Linked DNA regions of Homo sapiens: region 1 is linked to region 2. Evidence: chromatin contacts called from ENCODE Hi-C or POLR2A ChIA-PET data. All regions are on one chromosome and are shown on one strand. The core of a region is the stretch at or near the end of the contact, and the rest is flanking DNA. Distances in the headings are between cores, read along the strand shown. Region 1 overlaps KLF7 (KLF transcription factor 7). Region 2 holds the start of LINC01802 (long intergenic non-protein coding RNA 1802).

Region 1 (6,117 bases), core at 711-3,210, 120 kb after region 2:
GCTAGGTGCTGAGGATGCAGTGGTGAACCTGACATTGCCCATGCTCTTGTGGAACTTAAAGTCTAGAGGTGGACCTGGAAGATAAATAGGCACAGAAGTTTAAATTGTGATTGGGAAATAAGGGAAAGATTAGGGTGCCAGGAAAGAATACTCCTTAGTGACATTCACAGTCACATCTGACATAATGAAGGAATATTTCTACTCATCTTCCCAAAAATATTCTTCTCAAAAACTTTTCCTGAAAGTTTACAGTTACCACTCAAAAGGAATCTAAAATGGAACAGACATTGAGAACACTTACAACTGACACCTGTATTTCATTTATGATTAGTCTCTTTTTGGGTTTGATAACTTCCCATCCATGTATCTACCTGTAATTTTCATCTTGCTAAGCAAAAAAGTTGTCATACTTTATATAGTAGGTATATTGCCAGTGTTGAATAGATGTATTATTGTTTAAAGGTTCATTAAAAGAAACTCTCAACTTCTTTCTTAGTGTATTTGTAGTATTTCTTCCATTGGAAAAAAATGAGTGAAGAATAGGAAAAGTTATTGGGTCTTTCCATGTTACATATTAAATCATGTCAAATAAGAGATTTTGACTGAGCCTGCCAGTAAGGTCTTAATGATACGTTACTGCACAGTATTTCCTAACAAAGTCTGTATACATGTAAGCAGCAGGTAGTTATGGTCATCAGTGGTGGCAATTCGTTTTTACAATATAGATACGAGAGTTCCATTCCTTAAGTTCTGCCCCAGAACGGACTGGTGAGTTGTCACTGTCCCTGTTGACAAATGTGAATAATAACTAAAAATACTTCAGGCTGCATTTGTCTGATTCTGGCTTGGTATGTGGCTAAAGGGGAAAAAAACCTTTCTGGGAAGTGTGATGCTTCTTTAACAGCAAATGGATTGAATTGATGCAAGTCTGATGTGCAACAGGGGGTACTTAACCTTCTATCTAGAATCAAACGCCAGAATTGGAGAAGCTGAAGCCAACCACGACTTCATAAAGATAAGACATTTACTTGATCTGCATGACTGGAGGAAGGATTTGGGGACTAAGATGTGTTTGAAAACTTAGTTGGTTTACTTTTAATGTCAGCAGATTTGCTGCCCTGAAATGACAGATATGGAAGCTGCTTGGGGATAGTGGCAGGATGACCGAAAGACCAGCACAGATCTTCAAAGAAAGGGGAAGACTGAGCCACCCTGTGTTCATTGGGTATCATGGGAGTTGGTGATAGAGGCAGTTGGCTTGGGTCATATGACCTATGAGAGGGAAACAGTGACCCAGCTGGGTGGGAGTCCTAGGCAAATCAGAAGGAACACAAGGATAGGGTTGGTGGTGTCATTTTCATGAAGTAGAGCTATTATTTCGTTCTGGTGAAAAAATGTATAAGTGTTCATTTGGGTACTTGTCGGTAACCCAAGAAAACAGAGTGAAAAATGATTGACAGTGGATGCTTTAAAATTTGTGACTGCAGATGAAGGAGCATCCCATTTGTATGACACATTTAAAACTTCTGCCTTAGGTTAGTCCCTTGACATGACTTTTCACTTGCTGGCATTTTGGAAGTCTATGCCAAATGACAGCTCTCTGCCACCCAGCCTTTGCTCAGTCTAGCTATGCTTTTTTTTTTTTTTCTCCCCCCCGCTGTGACGACTCCTAGACCAGGGCCAGGGTTTTTATGGGAGCCTCTCTACATTGCGTTCATCTGTTGCGCTTACACAAGCAGTTGCCTCCCTTGAGTTAAGACTCTAATGAAGCATGCTTTCCCCTGGAGCCAGCCTGCCCCTCCCCTGGCCTCTCTCTCTCCACCAAGGCAGAGAGCGAAGCCCTCTCTTATGATATTGCAGAGTTAATAATGCTGCTCTATTGGTTTTGTGAGCCTCTCAGTCACAGGGGGAATGTGTGGGGGATGGGCCCCAAGCTAGGAAGTGTGCCTCCTCTAACTCTCTTTCCGGCCCTGAAGCTTTTGTTTTGAATCTGGAAGCTTCAGACCAGGGCTGGATTTCCAAAGGTCAAATGTGCCTGCACATTTTGTCCTTAATGAGTGAGCCTTGCCCTGGAGCCCTCGCTGAAGGCGCCTGCGTTGAATCTGAGTAGTAGCCACAGAAGCAGTAGCTCCATAGCCAAATCCATTTGCCTGACATGCCACCCTTGAGAGAGCCTCCACGAGCCACTGAGGGTTACTGGCCAGGAGAATGTGGTCATAAATGCATGTCTACAGGAATGGGTGAGGTTTCCTTTTTGCTTAGAAAGCCAGAAAAACATCAACAGAGAGAGGCTACAAAGCAGAAAAACATACCCAGACTCCGAACCTTCAGTTCCCTCAACTGACAAAATACTTGAGGGTTTTAAATAGAAACAGTTTAACTTTTTTTTTTTTTTGGTAAATGGAGGGATTTTTTTTTTTCATGTCATTTCTTTTGTTCCTCTTCCTCATTTTCTTCTCCTCCTCCTCCTTTTACTTTAAACTTTACGTGTGAAGATCAACTGATCTCTGAGGAACTGACGTTTCTTTTATTTGATGATGAGAATTTCCTAACTCATTGTTGATCTTTTTGCTTCAGCTACCAGGCAAATCAGAGATGAGTTTAATTCTGTGCTTAATCCAGTGGCATTGTATTTTAGCTAAGATTTTTTTTGATAGTATTTATTTCCATCTTTTTGGGTTTTGTCCTCATTTTGATTTGTTATGTTTTTGTTGTTGTGTTGTTTTCTAAATTGGGAGTATCAGTCTGAAAAAGAAAATGCCTTGAATGATTTCTTTGACATTTAGGTTCAGGAATATCACTGGGCAACATTAATACGGCTACTGGGTTTCACTAATATCTTTTGAGCTCTTTAATCTTTCCCTGAGTTATCACTGAAGATCTAGAGAAACAGCTACTGCCTTTTAGAAGTGCGTTGGCAAAGCTTAACCCAGAGCAAACCACCAATGTAATTGTCAGCCAAAAATAGAAGACATTTTTTAGGCCCGAGGGCATGCATTTCTTGCTCCTCCGTAATGTGTACCCCATTCATCAGAATCCTAGACTGCTCATCCTTTTCCAGACACACAGTGGGGCTTTCACCTCTCTACACCCTTGCTCACACTGTGTGCACTTTTTAGAATGTCATTGTTCCCTTTCTCCACTTGGCAAAAGTTCACTCATTTGCCAAGGTCTGTTTCAAATGTGACTTCTTCACAAGGCCTTCACTGACCTCTGCAGGGAGAGTGAGTGGGTTCCTTCTCTGTGTTGCCATACCACTTCATTCAGCCTAGTGCTTAGTCGCATGTGCTGTGTTATCTTGAATTGCATGTATTTCTATCCCTCTCTTCCTGTGATACCATGAGCACCTTGTAGGCAGATATTGAGCTCTAGAATCGCTTGAAGTCTCCAGCACAATGTCCTATATAAAGTGGAAGCTCAGTAAATAACTGTTGAATTAATTTGAAAGAAGTACAAGATAACAGACCCTGCCCTGAAAGGCCATCAGAGTTCAAACAGGTGTCACCTGTTTATCTTAGCAGAGCTTTTTCTCCCCAGGCATTCATTATCTTATTGGGCAAAATCTACCAATCTCCCAGTCACCTCAGTGAAGAGCATGCAATGAAAAATAATAGTAGCTCCTAATCAAGATTTTTAAAAAATTCATTGAAGAAGTATTTATTGAGCAGCTATTGATTATGCCCAAAAGAAGTTTAAAGCTTGGTGCCAGACCTCAAGGCTCATTGGATTTGTCAGAGCTCTTGCCTCTTCCTGCTTGACATTTCATGGTGCCTTCTCTACAGATTTCTCATTCTTGTGACAAGATTCTTATTGAGAGCAGGGATTCCAGCCGAGTACTGCGGGGCAGGAGGAGCTGAGCAGGGCCGAATGAAAGTGCAGCTCATCATTATTTCCTTCAGCTGGGTCTCTCCTCAAATAAGGGATTTCTTAGGGAAACTGTGGGACGTGAGGCTTAAGGTTCTCCAGCTGATAACTACCCTAAGAGACAGTTATACCATAATTTGGATCCACAGGGAAGAAAGAACTGCCCAAATATGCCTCTGTTTTTTTCTTTTGCCTCTGCTTTCATTTGAAACAGAAGGCTCAGACTGGCAGCTGTGGGCCCTTTGCTTGTCTCACGCACTCTAACTTTTTAATACTCATTGCCAACATTGAAACAATTGGAGAGATTCCACATAAACCCCAAAAGATTTGGGCTTCCTTTAAAAACACTTGCCAACTCTGGACCTCTGTTTTCTACATGATATCGATGAGCTGGTGCTATGTACCAACTTCCCCTTTTAGATGGCATGTGCTATCCAGTTTACCACAGTCCCCACCCCTCATTATTGTCATATTCCTTGACTGTTTCACTAATGTATGTTATGCTCCTAGTCCCTGAATGTGTTTGAGTTTGATTCCTAACCTAGATTTATGGGAAGATGTGTTACCTTTTAGAGGAAAGCATCCTCAGAAATAGCATCTACCTACTGCAGCACCCTAAGGACAAGTATGTGGTCTTGTATCATGGGACCTTGTCTAGGAGACTGAGCAGAAACTGCAGTCCAGAGTCTGAAATTGAGATACCTGGAGCATGGCACTGCTATAAGCAGAGGGATCAGAGTAGGGAATTCCATTTTCCTCATACCCTGGTTCCCTAAGCAAACAAGATTTGGTCATGAGAAATTTATTATATTCACGGAGGATTTTCATACCATTGGGAAGGATATATATATAGTCCATTTTATATATCTCTATATATATACTAATACTTTTGGTTTCTTGATAAAGAAACCAGAGACTGAAGATGAGATGACTTGAGGAAACGCATAGAGCTAATTATGTAGAAGGAGCAGGCAGAAGTCATCCTGACTTTTGTCTGTGTTCTCTCCATGACTCCACATTGTCTTTTATTTTACATACTTACAAAAAGTCTCAAAGTTGAAGGATTTGGTGTCCAAGACGGATCAGGTACCCTTTACAATGAGATACTTAATTGCCTGCTTTTAACAGAGATGGTCTTCTACCAGCATACATTTCTGAATCACAATAGTCTTCCTCACCCACTGGCCCACCCTTCTTTTTAGTCTGTTACTAACAGGTGATTATAGACACAACTACTTTAATGTTTAGGCTCCATGTAGGGAGCAGGGCCAAGTGTAAATTGTGCCCTTGAGGTGATCTGCTTCCCAGAGTTTGATGATCCTCTTGGTTAGAGGTGTGTTACTGATGGGAGCAGCTACTGGCATCCAAGATTTTTATACAAGAATGAGATGCTTACTGTTCATCTGTTTTCCATTGCTCCTATTTTTACTCCTCTTGTTGCTTCTATTTCTTACATGCTTTTTTTTCCTCACTGCATTTTCTGTTTTGAACAAAAGGGATGGGTGATATATGATACTGGTGTTGGAAAATGCATTAGTCTCTAAGGACTGGGAGAAAAATGTTGACTTATTTAGTCCAATTTGTATTTTCATATTTATTAAAATTAGAAAATGTTTTTTAAAATGTTGGATAGCAGGTTCAAATCCCCCCTTTAAAAATTATATAAATTTGAGTTTCTATGTATTTGGTATTAATCAAATAACCAAAATAAGGTCTTCAATAAATTGTGTTTATAAGTTTTCTCAATTCAAATCTTAAAAAAACAGGCCAGGCCCAGTGGCTCATGCCTGTAATCCCAGCACTTTGGGAGGCCGAGGTGGGCGGACCACGAGGTCAAGAGATTGAGACCATCTTGGCCAACATGGTGAAACCCCATCTCTACTAAAAATACAAAAATTAGCTGGGTGTGATGGCGGGCACCTATAGTCCCAGCTATTCGGAAGGCTGAGGCAGGAGAATCGCTTGAACCTGGGAGGCAGAGGTTGCAGTGAACTGAGATTGCGCCACTGCACTCCAGCCTGGCGACTGTCTCAAAAAAGAAAGACTCTTGTCTCAGAAAAGAAAAAAAAGATCTTAAAAAATGATTCTAATTCTATCTGTTTTCCTCTCAATGACTACACTTGATGTTGACAGGTTGAAATGTCTGAAATCCCATTTGCTTTTAACAATTCAACCAAGACTTGCAATGACCAGAGAGAACTCGGAAATTGCATAATTAAGGGTGTTGTCAAAACCAAGACTATTTGCCCCAGT
Region 2 (6,892 bases), core at 2,019-4,518:
GGCTTTCCTAACACTCACACTCATGGGTTTCCATGTGTGAGCAGTAACTGCAAAACTTACTTCCCTTCTCTTTCCTCCTTTACCTTCTGTCTTTTTTTTTTTTTTTCCTTTTCATAGAGAATGGGGGTCTCACTATATTGTCCAGGCAGGTCTTGAACTCCTGGGCTTAAGCTATCCTCCCGCCTCTGCCTCCCTAAAAGCTGGGATTACAGGCGTGAGCCACCATGCCTGACCTCCTCCTTTACCTTCTAATGGCCTTTCCTTTTCCTTTTCTCTTCCTTACAAAACGTGGTTGTCTCTGACATTCAAGTCCCTAAGGCTCCAATCTTCTTCCTCCCCACATCCCCAGGGATATAATTTGGTCCCCAGTTTCAGCTCTCACAGCTGTGTCACTGCCTCCAGCTGAACATCTCCAGGTAGGTTTTTCTCTCTATTTCTGGCTCTCTGTTTATCCTTACCCATCTCAAAATTACCTGGCTATTATGATGCTAATTCAAGTTTGAGAACCTCCCTTTAAGTGTGAAATCTCCCACAGTGAGTTGGATCCTTCTTTTTTGGTTATCTTTTATTCAGCCCAGATCAATATGTCTAAAAGTGACATTTTAGACATATTGACCCCAGCCCATGCCTTTCTCATGCTTGCCAATGTCCTCTCTGCCCTAAAAAAAGAAAAGAAAACACTCTAACTATCCAACCTATGTGCATGCTACTGTCCATTCATGTCTACATGTGTTCAAATCTGGTACCACATTTAATTCCTCAGTGTCTTTGGTGGTGGCAGTCTACCTGGTATTCATAGGCCACGGCGTGGAGTCAGACTGAGGCAGATCATGAGGTGCATGGCCAAACTCACTAGAGTCTCAATATACAGGGGTGTTGTGAGTCAGAATGCCAATGCTAGAAGGATCACTAACAACTGGCTTGAACAACTCATCACATTAAGATGAAGAAACTGAAGCCCAGAGAGATACAGAGCTTTGACAAAGGACACAGGCCCGGTTCATGCCAGAGTAGGGCCTGGAGTGACCATGTTCTGTCTTCCTTCCCAGAGCCCTTTCTACAATAACATAATTAAACAAGGAGCCTGCATCAGGGACTTTTTGAGACGGAGTTTCACTCTTTTTGCCCAGGCTGGAGTGCAATGGCACTATCTTGGCTCAACGTAACCTCTGCCTCCAGGGTTCAAGTGATTCTCCTGCCTCAGCCTCCCAAGTAGCTGGGATTACAGGTGTGCACCACCATGCTCAGCTAATTTTGTATTTTTAGTAGAAATGGGGTTTCACCTTGTTGGCCAGGCTGTTCTTGAACTCCTGACCTCAGGTGATCCACCCACCTCAGCCTCCCAAAGTGCTTAAATTACAAGCATGAGCCACCACACTGGGCCACGTCAGGGACTTTTTACGTGCAAGCAGAGGGTACCGAGCTCAAACTAGCTCAAACAATAAAGGGAAGTTATTTCATATAAATGAAAAGTTTAGAGGTATCTGGCTTCAGGTGACATTTGAACCAGAAGCTTAAATATGTCAACAAGAACAGGTGGATGGAATGCCTGATTAACCTCACCTAGACCACGTAAGTCCCAGGATCATATGAGAAATTCAAATAGAAATAAGGGATATTGGAAAAGGGGAATGAAGACAATAGATGCGTAACAGGGGCCGACAAAAAAAATCACGACAATATCCAAAAGGGGACAAAGATATGTGATATGAAGTCCAAATGATCCCAGTCATAGCTGGACTATGTCCACTTGATTGAGTACAGTTGGAATGGAGATCTTGCTTTGGGGTTGAAGCCAGAGGGAGCTCTGGGACTTTTTGTTTGACAACTGCCCCTGGATAATTCATACCTGTGCCCTGAACATTCTTCCTACCTGTTCAGAGGGCAGGGCTATATTCTTGGGGTGGCCTGGACTCCACTGGAAAGCCCAGCATGCTGGACAGTTCTGCTATTTTAAGAGCATGTGAGAAGTAGAGGGAGCTGAGACAGCTGCCCAGCTAGGAAGAAGGTCTAGGAGCCAGACCTTCCCCGTGGGCAGCCGTCTTCCTTTGAAAGCTGGTCGGTGGTCAGGACCCTGGTCCCTGTCCTCTGTTCCTCACAGTCGGTAGACTCAAAGCTCTGCTTATTCTTCTTCACAGATGCTGTCTCTTCCTCTACCCACCCATCTCTGCCTCTACTCACCACTGCCATACCTCAGCTCCCGTGTGAATTGCCTTGTGCCTGGGCCGTGGCAAGGGTCTATAAGCTTGCCTCCCAAGCTTGCTCCCCACCTGCCCCCGCACATCCTGTGCCCTGTGCTAGGGAACTCACCCCTGACAACAGTTTTGGCATATCATTCTCCCACTCCAAGCCCCTAATCCAAATTCAAATGTCACCTCCTCTGAGACCCCTTCACTGCAGTGATCATTCCCACTCTGAACCCCAAACGGAATGTCCATCCTGCCCAGTTGGAACTGATCAGGTTTTCCTGCTTTCCATTGTTACAGTTTCAAGCATCTTTGGTCTCTTTACTCTGATGATGTGATCCTGGACGATAGAGATTTACATGTCTAACTATGACTCAGTATACAGCTCTATACCCCATAAGTAGTAGATAAACAAATAATACTAATTCCTTGAGGTTAGCCTCTTTAGCTTCAAATCTTGGCCAATTAAAACTTCCTTATCGTCATATCTTTAAATCTCTAGAAATGTAGGTTTGAATTTTGAAATAGGAAGAAGATAAATGGAAGATATTTTCCCGCCCCATTCTTGCAATTAATTTTCCTTGTCTGCTTGAGTATATACCAGCATTGATATCTACCTCTGACTTAATTTACCAGAAGGTGCTCTAAAAACCTAACCAATGTGCATCTCTACAATTCAAACGGGCATATGGTTCAAAACACCAAATTTGTCATGTCTCTAGTGTGCTGAGCTCAGAGGAGTATTTCAAAAAACAAAACACACACACTCAACATGGGTTGAGGGACAGGACATTTTAAATGAGAGTTTTTAAAGCATCAAAAATATCACAGGTGTGTTCTTTCTTGATGCTTACCCATTTAACTATTCTGTAGTTATGGGACCAAAATTCATCCCATGAGCTCAGCATTCCTGCTCTTGAAAAGGGCTGTGTGGGGCTGGACGGATAGTTAGGACTTACCTGAGCAGGAATAAGTTTTCAATGGTACAGGCAGATGCTTTGGGAATCAGGAAGTGACCTGCTCCTCCTTGAAATGACTCTGGGCTGGGGCAATGGTGACACTGCCACCTCATGGGATCTGGGGTTACCTGGTGGAGGAAAGACGCAGGATGAAGAGAACCAGGTATAACCCTGCCACTTGGAGTTTTTCCTACAACTTGGGCTGGTGAAATGCTGAATCTCAGTTTATGTTCAAAATAAATGAAACCTCATTCTATTACCAAAATAAACTGCTCACATGTGATGTTGATAATGAGACAGCCAGACAGAAGCTGCCTTCATACCAAAACAAGTGAATCAGGTGGTAGGAATAAATGAACAAAGGGCAAGGCATTGTCACTGCCCCTTTCCTTCAGCAGTAGAAAGACTGACTAGAAAATTCATACGTAAAGAAAAAGACCTTTTTTTCTGTTGTTACAACCTGAAACGCCATGGAATTATTTGATAGAGCCTTTTTTGGAGAGAGGGTGTGGGCAGACATGGTAAGGGCAGATCCTGTGTCTGTCTGTGTCAGGGGCAGTATTTGCGTTTGCCAAAATGTTTATGCAGACACAGAGAGGAGGGGACTAAGCTATTTGGCCCTGTGACACCAAAAAATTATAATTGTTGTTATTGGAATGAATTGTGTTATGTGTTAAAGTCCTAACTCCCTGCACCTCGAGATGTGGTTGCATTTAGAAATAGGGTCTTTAAAGAGGGAAAATGAAATGATCTCATATGGGTGGGCCCTAATCCATGGTGTCCATGATATCTGGTGTCCTTGTAAGAAGAAGTTAGGATGTAGACAGACACAGAGGGAAGACCTGTGAAGATGGAAGACCTGTGAAGATGTCACAGGAAGGTGATCATCTGCAAGCCAAAGAGAGACACCCTTAGAAGCAACCACCCCTGCTGACATCTTCATCTTGGGCTTCTAGCCTCCAGAACTGTGAGATAATAAATTTCTGTTGTTTAAGCCACCCAATCTGTGGTCTTTGCAGTCCTAGCAAACCGTAATTGTTAAACAGGAGCAGAGGGAGGCAGACTTACTATGGAGAAACACAATATCGGGGCAGCACTGTGTTTTATTGTGAATGAATAAAGGAAATAATCCATTCATTTCTTCAGCACATACTTTATTTCTGATCTTTAGAGGGTGGCATGTAGCAGCTGGGAGAGGCTCTCCCTTTCATTGTCCCCAGCAGAGAATAGGAAACATGCTGTGTGGGCTTAAAAACTTCTGGCCACCAGCCACTGGCACCCTGTCTCTGGGAAGCAAGGATAAATCTGGTGATCCACTGATCACTGAGCACTTAACAATGATCACTGGAATGATATAACTATTATCTTTTCATATTTCTACCAGACTTAACCTTGCAGGGTCAGTATCATCCCTGAGCTTTAAGTTCTCAGCTTGTATATAACCTTGGATGAAACTGTGAATGTTCAATCTGGATAAAATAATTAATGTCTTTTTATTGCCCCTTTCAGAAACACACAAGGTCCTTGTTGGCCTCATGCATGGAGTATGGACAAGTAGCTCTTTACTTAGCTGGTCTTACAAGCTGCTTTGCAAATGTATCTGGCAGGTGGTGCAGTGCATGGGGGAGGGCCCGCAGTCTGTCCCTGGAGGCTCAGCTGAGTATCTCTGGCTAAAGCATCATCTCAAAGGCTTGAGAAGCCTAAGCTCCAGCCCCCACCCCTTCTTGAGCTGATTTCTCCCTCCTGACTCATGTCTGCTGCCTCATTTGTGTTACTGTGCAAATGTTTAGCCAAGAAGCCATACCAGGCCGAGTGCCTATTTATGACCGCCTCAGGAGTTTACAGTCCAGGCACTGAGGCAGCATTCCATGCCTAGCCTCTGGTCAAATAAGGACAAAGTGAACCACACCTTCCCTTCTTGGCAGTGAAGCAGGGGCAGTTAGAATGCTGTGTGCTGGGTGCAAAAGCCTCCCCCAGGCAGGGCCAATTCTTTCCTAGCTTCCCAATGACCTTGAAGTTGTAGCAACATAAATTAGAAGAAAAGAGTGTAGAATATTTGTGACATGACTCAGGATGCTGGGGGAGAAGAGGGCTGCTTGTTTGGTTCCCTTTCTGGGCTTCTGTAGGAAGTGGATTATGAATTCTCATTGGTCTAAGAGAAAAAGCACTTTTGCCATTGTGCATGTCCTGCTTGTCAGCAGGGAGCCTCGTAGAGAAAAACCCTCGAAGAAGGGCATGTAACAATACAGTCTGAGACACACACATGTGTGCACACACATATGCACATACGCCCAAAAAACAACCCAAAGGAATGCAGACACAGCTACCATCCTGGGAGAACCACCACGGCAGACACCAGCCTCAACGTGAGGATTTGGAAATAAAGGTGGCTGGGGTAGGGTTTCTCGTTTTAAGAGACTGAAAGTGTGCTTGCAATCAACCAGAAAATTTGAATTTGTTCTCTGCAAGCCTTTCCTCTTAGCCTTGTCAGGAAACACAAAAGCTCCCCAGACTCAGCTCCTGGCCAGGAGGAGTTGCAATCCGATGTGGTGGTGGTGGGCTGGGGAGGTGTACAATTGCACATAAAAGCGTTCATTGACAATTCAAGACCAGAAGAATAGCAGGGATAGTCAGCACTGTGGGCAGGGTCTGGTGACCAGATGGGTCAGACCCTTCCAGAAATTCTGAAGTTTTGCTTCTCCATTTGCTTAATAGGTGATAACCTAATGTCTAAGCAGCTAGACCTCCTGTGTGTAAACCCCCAGGGAGCAGGGTGTCTGGTGGAAATAGTGTCAGCCATGACTGTGCCATCCGCTAGCCCTTTCCCGGAGCTCCAGCTCTCTGTAGAATGGGCCTCATGCTACCAGCTCTGTGTACCTGAGGGGGTGGCTAAAAGGAGAAAGCTAACAAAATAAGGGGCAGCATGGTGCTTGGCACACCATAAGTGTTTTACAAGGCATTGGAAGGTGAGAAGGTAAACGATCTTCTGTGTCCTCACAGAGGACCCTATACAATAGCACTCAGCAAATATTTGCATGATCGTGATGGTGTGGGCTTTAAATAAATCCCTCTGGGGTGGGGAGGGAGGATGCTTCTTCATAAGATAAATATTTATAGCTACAGTGAAAGAGCAGAAGGAAAAGGAAATAGGCCATGGGGCTCCCTAGGCTTCCCAGAAATATCTCCGTATCTCTTGGTCCTTTCTTTTGGAGGCGTTTCTTTATGTTCTATCCTCTCCACCCACTGCCCTTCTACCTGCTGCACCCACTGTCTTGTCTTTGGGAAAGTTCCTTCTCCCACTCTCCTTTCTCCACTGTTCCCAGGGGTCTGAGAGTCCCCACTCCCGCCCAGCTTGGTAAGGTGAAAAAGACTTCTCCTGGGGGAGCTGCTCCCCTACACTTTTTAATCAGCTTCCATCCGGTGCTGTCGGTTTCAGAACACACATGCTTTCTCACTGACACACGCGCTTTCACAGCTTGGATAACAAGGCTCTGCCTCCCGCCCTTCCCACCCTCGGCACTGCCTGCTCTCCCCTTCCCCCTGCCACATGCACAGGGTCTTTCTAGAGAACGGCTTTCAGGACCACTAGGGAAGTCCCATGTGTCCTTACAGGCAGTTGAGAGGCCACATAGCTTGCATGTAGCTCAGCCCCTTGCAGGCGGTGTGGCTGCCATGTAAATTGCTTGCGTGTATGTCAGGGGATACATTTGTAAATAACCTTTTTTTAGGGGAGGAGGGTAGAAAAAT

Evidence for each region. A loop is a pair of places that touch in the nucleus more often than their neighbours do. ChIA-PET counts read pairs that join two places held with the same protein, here RNA polymerase II (POLR2A). Pooled maps may share reads with other maps.
Region 1: a loop to region 2 is called in a map of naive thymus-derived CD4-positive, alpha-beta T cell, with 2.3 times the contacts of the local background. The contact joins the enhancer-like site here to the promoter of LINC01802 in region 2. A Hi-C loop is called at or near these places in 1 of 168 maps with a recorded cell type or tissue (naive thymus-derived CD4-positive, alpha-beta T cell) and 4 of 50 pooled maps. POLR2A ChIA-PET finds 5 or more read pairs at or near these places in 6 of 52 experiments (AG04449, AG04450, GM12878 and 3 more).

What each region holds. Positions count from the first base shown.
Region 1 is chr2:207,139,699-207,145,815 of GRCh38, reverse strand. The region is part of intron 1 of KLF7 (KLF transcription factor 7); the gene reads left to right. Among named protein-coding and RNA genes, the nearest start is that of KLF7, 23 kb to the left of the region's middle. RefSeq lists an enhancer at 3,033-3,534. Within about 2 kb of position 1,960, at least 30 of the 41 ENCODE cell types and tissues checked have a DNase peak (open chromatin) inside an H3K27ac peak, as active enhancers do; they include GM12878, where a contact is called at or near this core.
Region 2 is chr2:207,256,821-207,263,712 of GRCh38, reverse strand. It overlaps LINC01802 (long intergenic non-protein coding RNA 1802), which reads right to left and starts at 3,268. Exons shown (of 3, transcript NR_146973.1): 1 at 3,146-3,268.